Regions from separate parts of the Homo sapiens genome. Here region 2 is linked to region 1. A link is a loop called in an ENCODE intact Hi-C map of the cell type or tissue named here. Cell type or tissue: PC-3. All regions are shown on one strand. Links, peaks and the distances in the headings refer to the core of each region. The heading gives the core; the rest is flanking DNA. Region 1 overlaps SIPA1L1-AS1 (SIPA1L1 antisense RNA 1). Region 2 overlaps LOC105370706.

Region 1 (5,379 bases), core at 294-5,293:
TCTTCTGACATGCTCTTCCTAGAGGAGCCAGCCTCGTGGCATGAGCCGTGCAGGAGGGAGGTCTACTCTATGCTAGAGAAGAAACTGGTCAGAGCCCTCCAGAGCTAGTCCTGATGATAAAGGGGAAGATAATATAGCTTAAGGATTCTTTTCTGAATTAAGCATGTCTGTCTTTCATGAATATTTTCTTGTTTGAAATTAAGAGGTCAAGGAAGTTAGCTGTGATCAATGTTCCCTGTTCCAAGTAGTACCTACCTATTCTTTACCAGAACAATAAGCCTCGTGACTCAGTAAGTCAACCCTAAGGGTGGAAGGCAACTGAGGAACCAATTAAGACAGAAATTAGAATGGATCAGTTTAATACTTAAAAATATTATCTGTTAACTTATATATTAAAAGATATCTGAAATGATATTAACCAAATTTTCATCATGGTTACTTTTGGATTCAGGCAATTTTGGTGTATTACTTAATTCTTTGTACTTTTGGTTGCTGCTTGAATTTTTTTAAAAAAATAAGAACTAGGCTAGCAAAAATGTCCTTAACAATTTGGTTTGAATCTTTTTTCTATGCAACTCCTTCTCCCCCCACCCCCAAATCAACAACTAGAAGGCAGGTATGGGGACTTGATCCTGTAGTCCCAGCCACTCAGGAGGCTGAGGCTGAAGGATCACTTGAGCCCAGGAATTCAAGACCAGCCAGAGCAACATAATGAGACCCCATCTCTAACTTTTTTTTTAAAAAAAGAACTAGCATAATACAAACTCTCCATGATTCTACATTCACTCATTCATTAATTTATTGGGCAACTATCTACTGTGCTCCAGGTCATCTGTTAGGTATTAAGGATTCAGAAATAAATGAATGTCATATTTGCCTTTTAGGAAACCACAATTTAGCAGAGAATACTAAGCACACAACTCTAACACATTCTGGCAAGTATGATTTGTGAACCCCAAATATCTAAGACAGGTCTCAGTCAATTTAGGAAGTTTATTTTGCCAAAGTTAAGGAGGGTGCCCATGACATAGCCTCAGGAAGTCCTGACTACATGTGTCCAAGGTGGCGGGGGTACAGCTTGGTTTTCTGCATTTTAGGAAGACATGAGATCAATATATGTAAGATGCACATCAGTTCCATCCAGAAAGGCGGGACAACTCCAAGCAGGGAGGGGGCTTCCAGGTCATAGGTAAGAGACGAACAGTTGCATTCTTTCAAGTTGCTGATTAGCCTTTCCAAGGGAGGCAACCAGATACGCATTTATCTCAGTGAGCAGAGGTGTGACTGAGTTCTCTCTGTCCTTTCTCTTCAAGGAAATTCCTTGTGAGAGAGGTATGTAGCTTTTAAAAAATCTTAGTAGCTATCTTTTTTAGGAATAGAATGGAGGGTAGGTTTGTCCTAAGCAGTTCCCAGCTTGACTTTTCCCTTTGGCTTAGTGATTTTGGGGTTCCAATATTTATTTTCCTTTCACAGATTACATGATTTTATGACTTTACCTGTCGTGAAGTATTGCCTCAATTTCACAACATACCTTTCTTAAGCATCCACATGTGAGCCAGGCCCTAGGCTAGGCCCTGCAGACAGAAACACACCAGGGCACTGGCAGGGCTCTCAAGCCAGCATGACAAACTTCCCCCAAAGACCGCAGGACAGAGTTTACGAGTTTCACCTTCCACCTCCACCCAGTTGGTCCACCTGCAGGAAGTGAAGCCGTTCTAAAAAGTCAGAAGTGACAGATTCTGTGTCATAGGACAAAGAAAATGCAGGTGACAGGATAGGCAGTTGCATAAAGCTTGGCTGGGTGTTACCAGAAAGGTGTCCCCATCCAGACCCCAAGAGAGGGTTCTTGGACCTCAGGCAAGAAAGAATTCAGAGAAAGTCCATAAAATGAAAGCAAGTTTACTAAGAAAGTAAAGAAATAGGCCAGGCGAGGTAGTTCACGCCTATAATCCCAGCACTTTGGGAGGCCGAGGCGGTTGGATCACCTGAGGTCAGGAGTTCCAGACCAGCCTGGCCAACATGGTGAAACCCCGTCTCTACTAAAAATACAACAATTAGCTGGGTGTGGTGGCATGTGCCTGTAATCCCAGCTACTCAAGAGGCTGAGGTAGGAGAATCGCTTGAACCCAGGAGGTGGAGGTTGCAGTGAGCCGAGATCGCACCACTGCACTCAGCCTGGAAGACAGAGTGAGACTCCATCTCAAAAAAAAAAAAAAAAAAAAAAGAAAAAGAAAAAGAAAAAAGAAAGAAAAAAAAGTAAAGGAATAAAAGAAAGGCTACTCCACAGGCAGAGCAGCAGCATGGGCTGTTCAACGGAGTATATTTAAAGTTATTTCTTGATTATATGCTAAACAAAGGATGGATTATTCTTGTGTTTTCTTGAAAAGAGGCAGAGATTTCCTGGAACTGAGGATCCCTCCCCTTTTTATATAGAGTAGTTTTCAAATGTTGCCATGGCATTTGTAAACTGTCAAGGTGCCAGTGGGAGCGTCTTTTAGCATGCTAATGCATTATAAATTAGCGTATAATGAGCAGTGAGGACGACCAGAGGTCACTTTCGTTACCATCTTAGTTTTGGTGGGTTTTGGCCGGCTTCTTTACCACAATGTGTTTTATCAGCAGGGTCTTTGTGACCTGTGTCTTTTTTTTTTTTCTTTTCTTTTTTTTGAGATGGAGTTTCGTTCTGTTGCCCAGGCTGGAGAGCAATGGTGCAATCTCGGCTCACTGCAACCTCCACCTCCAGAGTTTAAGTGATTCTCCTGCCTCAGCCTCCCGAGTAGCTGGGATTACAGGTGTGTGCCACCACACCCGGCCAATTTTTGTATTTTTAGTAGAGACGGAGTTTCACCATGTTGGCCAGGCTGCTATCGAACTCCTGACCTCAAGTGATCTGCACCCCCCCTCAGCCTCCCAAAGTGCTGAGATTACAGGTGTGAGCCACAGCGTCCGGCCTGTGACTTGTATCTTGTGACCTCCTATCTCATCCTGTGACTAAGAATGCCTAACCTCCTGGGATTGCAGTCCAGCAGGTCTCAGCCTTATTTTACCCAGCCCCTATTCAAGATGGAGTCATTCTGGTTTAAATGCCTCTGACAATGGCTCTCCAGCCACAAAGGAGGAAGTGATTAAAGCATGGAGTCAGAGTTTTTCTGCACTGTTCCACACAGGAGGGCTCTCTTCAAACACAGTTTCCACGTTGAGCTGACTCACTGGCTTCCTCCTCCTACAGTGTCATAGTTACCTCTTTTCCAACTGCACTGCTGAGCAAGTGCAGAGATTGCTTGTTTCAAGGTAGATTGTTGAAAACTTCTTTCGTTTCTCATTTCTATTTCTAGGCATGTCACTGACTTGCTGAGTCATATTTGGCAAGCTCAGGATCTCTTTTTTCCTTGTTTTTCCATCTGGATAATATGATTTATAAAAAGCTCTAAGGCATTTTATTTGGAAAAAGGCATAAACATATAAAAATGATAGTGTTGTTTACCAAAAGACTTTTATCCATACATAGTTCAATTAAAACATCTGGCCAGGGATGGTGGCTCCCGCCTGTAATCCCAACACTGTGGGAGGCCAGGGCAGGAAGATTGCTTGAATCTAGGAGTTTGAGACCATCCTGGGCAAAATGGCAAACCCCTGTCTCCACAAAAAAATTACAAAATTAGCTGGGCATGGTGGTGCACAGCTATACTCTCAGCTACTCAGGAGGCTGAGGTGGGAGGCTCACCTGAGCTGGGGAGGTCAAGGCTGCAGTGAGTGTGATTGCACCACTGCACTCCAGCCTGGGCTACAGAACAAGACCTTGTCTGAAAAAAAAAAAATTGTCTCATCATAATAAAATATTTTTGTCTAATTTGTTCTTTACTGAGTGTGAAAGCTCCTGGAAAACAGGTAAAATTTGTTTCTCTATTTCTATTCCCAACACTCCGCATGGTATAATATAACGAAACTAGATATTCTCCAACTGGTCCTTGAGCCCAAGGGGAAATGCATGCGTGCTGGCAAACAGCTTAGAAATGTCATGAAGTTTTGTGGGTGCATTGGGGCATCTTTTGAGTTTCAAGTCTATATCTCTCCTCTGATTTCCCAAAGGTGTGATCCAAAAAAATTGTTAAAAACCATAAAAGAGGTCCTTAGTACATAAATTGTCAATTCCTGGCCATTCCTCGGAGGTACTGGCATTCTGGAGGCATCTACACAATTTCATAACAATTGTATTGTCCATGTAATACCAACTTCAAAGAGAAGAAATACAAAGAAAATGAAAAGCTGAACACTGTGATCATCTTGCTGACATTGAAGTAGGAGAGAGGCAAGAGATAAGAAAATTATCACTTAATATTAACATTATGCCCCTTAGCCAAATGGCAATATGGCTAGGTTATTTATTTTAATTTAATAACAATCAAGCTATTGTAAAACCCTCAATACACTATCTTGCAAAGAGAAGATACTGAATAAATATTTGATGGTAATACAAAGGAAGCAAGATGAAATAAAAATAAGATACTGTAAAGATGTTATCATAAAGACTTCACCAGAACTTTTTTCATAAATATTTTAAGAATATTTTTGGACTTAGGTTATAAATATGACTTCCAAATTGATAATCTTATAAATTTTTAAAATAAAATATATGGAACAGAGCAACAGAAAGTATATCAACTTTGCTACTTTTATGTAACTTTATTTGTAGCTTTTAAAATAATCCACTTCTTCCCATTAAACAAAAAGTGCCTTGAGATTGGATCCAAGTTTTGTTTTTTTCTTCTAACTTCCAACATTTCATATTGAGCACAGGACTTCAGGACTTCATTTTCATTGGTGCTTCAGAAACATCACTTACTGGTAAAGATAAATGAGAAGTATTCAGTTATGAATAAGTTGTCAGAGATGTCTCTCATGTGTGAGATGGTTCCATTTCCCAAGGATTTCTCTCATTTCTGTAGTAGCGTGTATGACAGCCCATATGGAGTCTACAACTAGAATCCAGACTGTGTATGCAATACGGAGATAGATGTCCCACACCTACTTCCTGGTTTTGGAACATGAGGAAATCACTCAATTGGACTGTAAAAATTTAAATCTGTATTTGTTTAATCATGCAGAATATTTATTTTTAATCTTATTATTTAAAAAATAAAACAGATACAAAAGGCCAGGCACGGTGGCTCATGCCTGTAATCCCAGCACTTTGGGAGGCTGAGGTGGGTGGATCACCTGAGGTCAGGAGTTCAAGACCAGCCTGGGCAACATGGTGAAACCCCGTCTCTACTAAAAATACAAAAATTAGCTGGGCGTGGTGGCGCGTGCCTGTAATCCCAGCTATTCAGGAGGCTGAGGCAGGAGAATTGCTTGAGCCCGGGAGGCGGAGGTTGCAGT
Region 2 (5,379 bases), core at 210-5,209, 70 kb before region 1:
TTTCCTTCCTTCCTTCCTTTCTTTCTTTTGACAGGGTTTCACCATGTTGGCCAGGCTGAGCTTAACTCCTGACCCCAAGTGATCCACCTGCCAAGGCCTCCCAAAGTGCTGGGATTACAGGCGTGAGCCACTGTGCCTGGCCAAGGAGCTCTTATTGTCATCTCTGCACTGTGCTTGACCCCAGAGCCAGGACTAGGCTGGGGCCAATGAGGCATTGAGCAGACAAAGTTTAAGGAGAAACTCACTTGCACAACCCTGAGAGTGAGTGCCACCTGGCATTGTCTGCCCTCCACCCCCTCCTGGCCCTTCCAGGCACAGAGGAAACAAAGATTTTTTTTTAAGCCACTTTCTTCCTCAAGACACCCACAGGTTAAGAGGTCAGAAACAGGGCATACCACACTGGCCTTTGGCACCTCAATTGCTCACTTCACAAGAGCACAAAATGTCCCCTAAGAAGAGCAGCTGAGTATAATGGAAAAAGTTAAGTGTCCTCTTCTGACCTTTGATGATTCAAAAGTTTAGAGTCATTTTTAACACTATTCAAAGGAAATGTGACACTCATATAAACTTGATGCTACATGTCATTGAATCACAGCTCTAAAGAAACCTACAGGCCGGGTGCGGTGGCTCACACCTGTAATCCCCGCACTTTGGGAGGCCGAGGCAGGTGGATCACGAGGTCAAGAGATCGACATGGTGAAACCCCCTCTCTACTAAAAATACAAAAAATTAGCCGGGCATGGTGGTGGGCACCTGTAGTCCCAGCTACTTGGGAGGCTGAGGCAGGAGAATCATTTGAACCCGAGAGGTGGAGGTTGCAGTGAGCCAAGACTGTGCCACTGTACTCCAGCCTGTGTGACAGAGCGAGACTCTGTCTCAAAAAAAAAAAAAAAAGAAAAAAAAAAGAAACCTTCACCACCTGTTGCTCTATTGAAATGTTTGTACAGTTTTCTCACATTCCATGAAACATTCCATGTTTCCCAGGCACAAGGTAACTGCCTCTTTCACCCATTTTTTTCCCTCTCTTTCTGTTTTTGGTTTGTTTTTTGTTGTTGTTGTTGTTTGGTTTTTTTTGAGACAAGATCTCACTCTGTCACCCAGGCTGGAGTGCAATAGTGCAATCTCAGCTCACTGCAGCCTCAGCCTCCGGGGGTCAATCGATTCTCCCACCTCAGCCTCCCAAGTAGCCGGGACAACAGGCATGCACAACCATGCCCAGCTAATTTTGTTATCGGAAAGGGGTCCCAATCCAGACCCCAAGAGAGGGTTCCTGGATCTCATACAAGAAAGAATTCAAGGCAAATCCATAGAGGAAAGTGAAAGCCAGTTTACTAAGGGAGTAAAAGAATGGCTACTCCATAGGCAGAAAAGCCCCAAGAGCTGCTGGCTGCCCATTTTTATGGTTATTTCTTGATGATATGCTAAACAAGGGGTGGATTATTCATGCCTCCCCTTTTTAGGCCATATAGGGTAACTTCCTGATGTTGCCATGGCATTTGTAAACTGTCATGGTGCTGGTGGGAGTGTAGCAGTGAGGACGACCAGAGGTCACTCTCATCACCATCTTGGTTTTGGTGGGTTTTAGCTGGCTTCTTTACTGCAAACTGTTTTATCAGCAAGGTCTTTGTGACCTGTATCTTGTTCTGACCTCTATCTCATCCTGTGATTTAGAAGGTCTAACTGTCTGGGAATGCAGCCCAGTAGGTCTCAGCCTTATTTTACACAGCCCCTATTCAAGATGGAGTTGCTCTAGTTCAACTGCCTCTGACAATTTTATTTTTTGTAGATACAAGGTCTCACTATGTTGCCCAGGCTGGTCTCGAACTCCTAGACTCAAGTGATTCTCCTGCCTTGGCCTCCCAAAGTGCTGGGATTACAGGCATGAGTCACCGCACTCAGCCTCTCTCTGTCTTTATTTACCATTTTAGTCAGCTGGAGCACTTGTTAAAAGACTCTTATAAATCTCTTTTTCCTCTGACTTCCATTCATAATACAGAGCTGAGCCGCTCACCATCCCATAGGTTGTCCAGAATGTCTCTTCCCTGGCTTCCACTGCCTCTGTTGAGTGTCCATGGGGTCCTGTGGATCCTGTGGTGCAAAGGCTGAGACCTCAGCCCTAAAGCAGAGCCCAGAACAGGAGACCACCACCAAGGCCTCTTGCTTGGATTTTTGGTTTCTTTTGGTGAAAACTTCACTCACTGTTCTCACTCACCCTGCCAGTGGGAAAATAAACCCATACGAAAATGGTCTTGGGACTGGGAGCCCTGCTAAACCCTTGTTCAGGTTAAACTCCCTTAAGTAACAGAGAACAGACCTGACTGAGCTTGATCTCCTAGGATATTTCTCTGTGCTGAGAGCCTAACCAGGAAAAACGTTAAACAGATCACTTAGCTGATGGCAAATATATGTGACCAATTCTCAGCCTCAGCCACAGAAGGGACTTGATGGGTGGGACCTTGGCACCACCCCTTCCCCCACTGCCCCCACTGCCTTGGTCTAAATCTGCATCTCGTAGAATTCTTTGCACAACAGCAGACCTATTGTGAGGACTTTCCTTCTCCCTAACCCCATCCCCCTATCAAGTAAGATGTTTACTTCCAGTACTAGAAGGGGGCGGGCATGCAGGCAGAAATAGAAGGAATTCTAACCATAGCTAACCAAAGTCAGATTTCCAGGCCACTCCACTCACCGGGGTCTGCTTTAACCTCTGGGAACAAAGTAAACAAAAAGCTGGATTGTTGCATCCTGCTCTGAAGGTTAAAGTTTTGATTCAAGGTTAAAGTTTTGATATCTTCTGTGCCTCACAGCCTTTTGTTTCACTCTGATGCTATTATTTACTCATCCTTTTGCACAGGAGGTCACTTTGCATAGACGAGAAGAACTTGAGGCTGAGCCTCTACCTATGGTCTGTTGGAACCTAAGGAAGCCAGTTCATTTCTCCCAATCTCAATGCCCTCATCTGTAAAAGTAGGGAAATTATACTGGGCTTGCTGGGTTGGTTTGTGTGTGTATGTGTGAACTATAAATACTTGAAAACGACTACCCCTTTCAGAAAGGGTTACTATTGCTATTACTGTTATCTGTGCCTTTATGTATGTATAACTGATCTGTCTCCTCTACTAGGCTATGCATTTGAGAGCAAGAATTGTGTCTGTATTGCTAACAGCAATTCCAGCGCCTAACAAAGAGGAGGTGCTGTGGAGGCCAAAGCAACTCCAACTTGGATGCTAATCCATCACTTTAACTTCTGATTAACCCTTGTTCTAGGAAGTCCTCTAAGATTTCCAGTTTATTTGATGTTTCTTGTGTGAGAGTAGGTACCTACTGTAAATCCTGCCCTGAGGTCAAAACAACCTTGATGTTATAGGACTTCAATTGTTCTACACAAACATTCTGAATCACATATACCCTTTCCCAGTATTATATAAGCCCTGGTCATGAGAATAAATGGTGCAGGATCCACCATCTTGCCTCACTGCTGCCTGAGACACAGACATGGCTTCTGTTTGTAAGTCCCTATTAAGTGTATATTTCTGAGGAACTGGATATGTCAGCCTTTTTCTTCAGCCTCTCAGCTTCCTTGGATTTTTGGGGGTAGGTTTGCTGAGGCCTGGCCCCCATGGAACAGGTGCTCCATCAAGGAGTAAGTGCTGAGCATTTAGATTCAGGTGAGGGGCAGCAGCCACCAGGAAAGAAGAGTCTATGCATAATTACCTGCCCTACTTCCTGAGTCAGGGGTTCTCAAATTCTTTGTGTTCAGGACACATTTGAAGAGCCGGCACATTCAGACAACAGTGACTCAGCAATCATTGCAACTTAATCCCTACTACTGAAGAACAACATCTCATAATGTCTACAAAAGCAACCACTATGACCCCACCATTTACTGGGATGCGCTTCAGCACTACAGTTAGAAGGTGGAACGCTGACTGCCCGAATGTCCTTCCTCTAATATACACAAGAAGATTTCTCACCTGTCTAGTTAACCACTATATTTCTTGGTCCCTGGCTTGACAACATACCTCTTACCTCCTCACAGCACTACATAGTGTGTTGGCATGCAGTCATGTTTCAGGCAGGCACTTCAAATTTGCCCTTGGAATTCCAGGATTTTGCTTTTGCAGTTTCTAATTGTCAACAATCCTGAAGGCCCTTGACATGTGGTCATTTGTAATTTTGCTGAGATGTAATTTTTTTTTTTTTTTTGAGACAGAGTCTCGCTCTGTCGTCCAGGCTGGAGTGCAGTGGCATGATCTCAGCTCACTGCAATCTCCGCCTCCCGGGTTCAAGCAATTCTCCTGCCTCAGCCTCCTGAGTAGCTGAGATTACAGGCACATGCCACCACGCCCAGCTAATTTTTGTATTTTTAGTACAGATGAGGTTTCACCATGTTGGTAAGGCTGGTCTCGAACTCCTAACATCATGATCCACCCACCTTGGCCTCCCAAAGTGCTGGGATTACAAGCATGAGCCACTGTACCCGGCCTGAGATGTCAATTTTTAAAAATTAGTTTATAAGTAATACATAAGTATATGTATATTCCAAAATGTCTATACAATAAAAAAATATGGAAGAAAACCTGTGGAAGTTTTCCTTATTGGTACCAGTCACAGTAGGCCATGTTATACTACAGTAATAAATGTCTCCAAACCTCAGTAACTTTATTCATTTATTTATTTATTTGTCCTGTATTGCGCAGGCTGGTCTTAAACTTCTGGCCTTAATCAATCCTCCTACCTCAGCCTCCCAAAGTGCTGCGATTACAGGTGTGAGATTTTTTTCTTGTTCGCACTACATGTTTTTCTATTTTTATTTTTCTTTTTAAAAATTATTTATTTATTTATTTTGAGACAGCGTCTGGCTCTTTCGCCTAAGCTGGAGTGCAGTGGAGCGATCTTGGCTCACTGCAAACTCTGCCTCTTGGGTTCAAGCAATTCTCCTACCTCAGCATCCCGAGTAGCTGGGATTACAGGTGCACACCACCACGCCCAGCAAATTTTTGTATTTTAGTAGAGACAGGGTTTCACCATGTTGGCAGGGCTGATCTCAAACTCCTGACCTCAGGTGACCTGCCTACCTCTGCCTCCCAAAGTGCTGGGATTACAGGCATTAGCCACTGCACCCAGCCTTTATTAATTTTTTATTTTTTATTTGAGATGGAGTCTTGTTCTATTGCTCAGGCTGGAGTGCAGTGGCACAATCTCAGCTCACTGCAACCTCCGCCTCCCAGGTTCAAGCGATCCTCCCACCTCAGCCTCACAAGTAGCTGGGGTTACAGGCACGTGCCACCATACCTAGCTAATTTTTGTACTTTTAGTAGATACAGGGTTTCACCATGTTGGCCAGGCTGGTCTCAAACTCCTGACCTCAAGTGATCT

What was found. Hi-C counts contacts between places; a loop is a spot of excess contacts. Peaks named below come from ENCODE experiments on the same cell type or tissue, not always from the same donor. Only the 100,000 strongest peaks of a DNase experiment are listed, where the experiment ranks them.
Region 2: it touches region 1 in a loop (4-fold over the local background); 1 of 110 quality-filtered maps calls a loop at or near these places.

What each region holds. Positions count from the first base shown.
Region 1 is chr14:71,288,061-71,293,439 of GRCh38, forward strand. It overlaps SIPA1L1-AS1 (SIPA1L1 antisense RNA 1), which reads right to left. Exons shown (of 4, transcript NR_184180.1): 4 at 4,664-4,842. The region is part of intron 1 of LOC107984654 (a long non-coding RNA gene); the gene reads left to right. Among named protein-coding and RNA genes, the nearest start is that of SIPA1L1, 30 kb to the right of the region's middle. RefSeq lists an enhancer at 3,012-3,306. In PC-3, for the core only: no CTCF peak of the experiment used is centred there; DNase peaks (open chromatin) are centred at 1,661 and 3,141; H3K27ac peaks cover 3,907 bases.
Region 2 is chr14:71,218,150-71,223,528 of GRCh38, forward strand. The region is part of intron 1 of LOC105370706; the gene reads right to left. Among named protein-coding and RNA genes, the nearest start is that of SIPA1L1, 100 kb to the right of the region's middle. In PC-3, for the core only: a CTCF peak has its summit at 3,239; a DNase peak (open chromatin) is centred at 3,772; H3K27ac peaks cover 694 bases.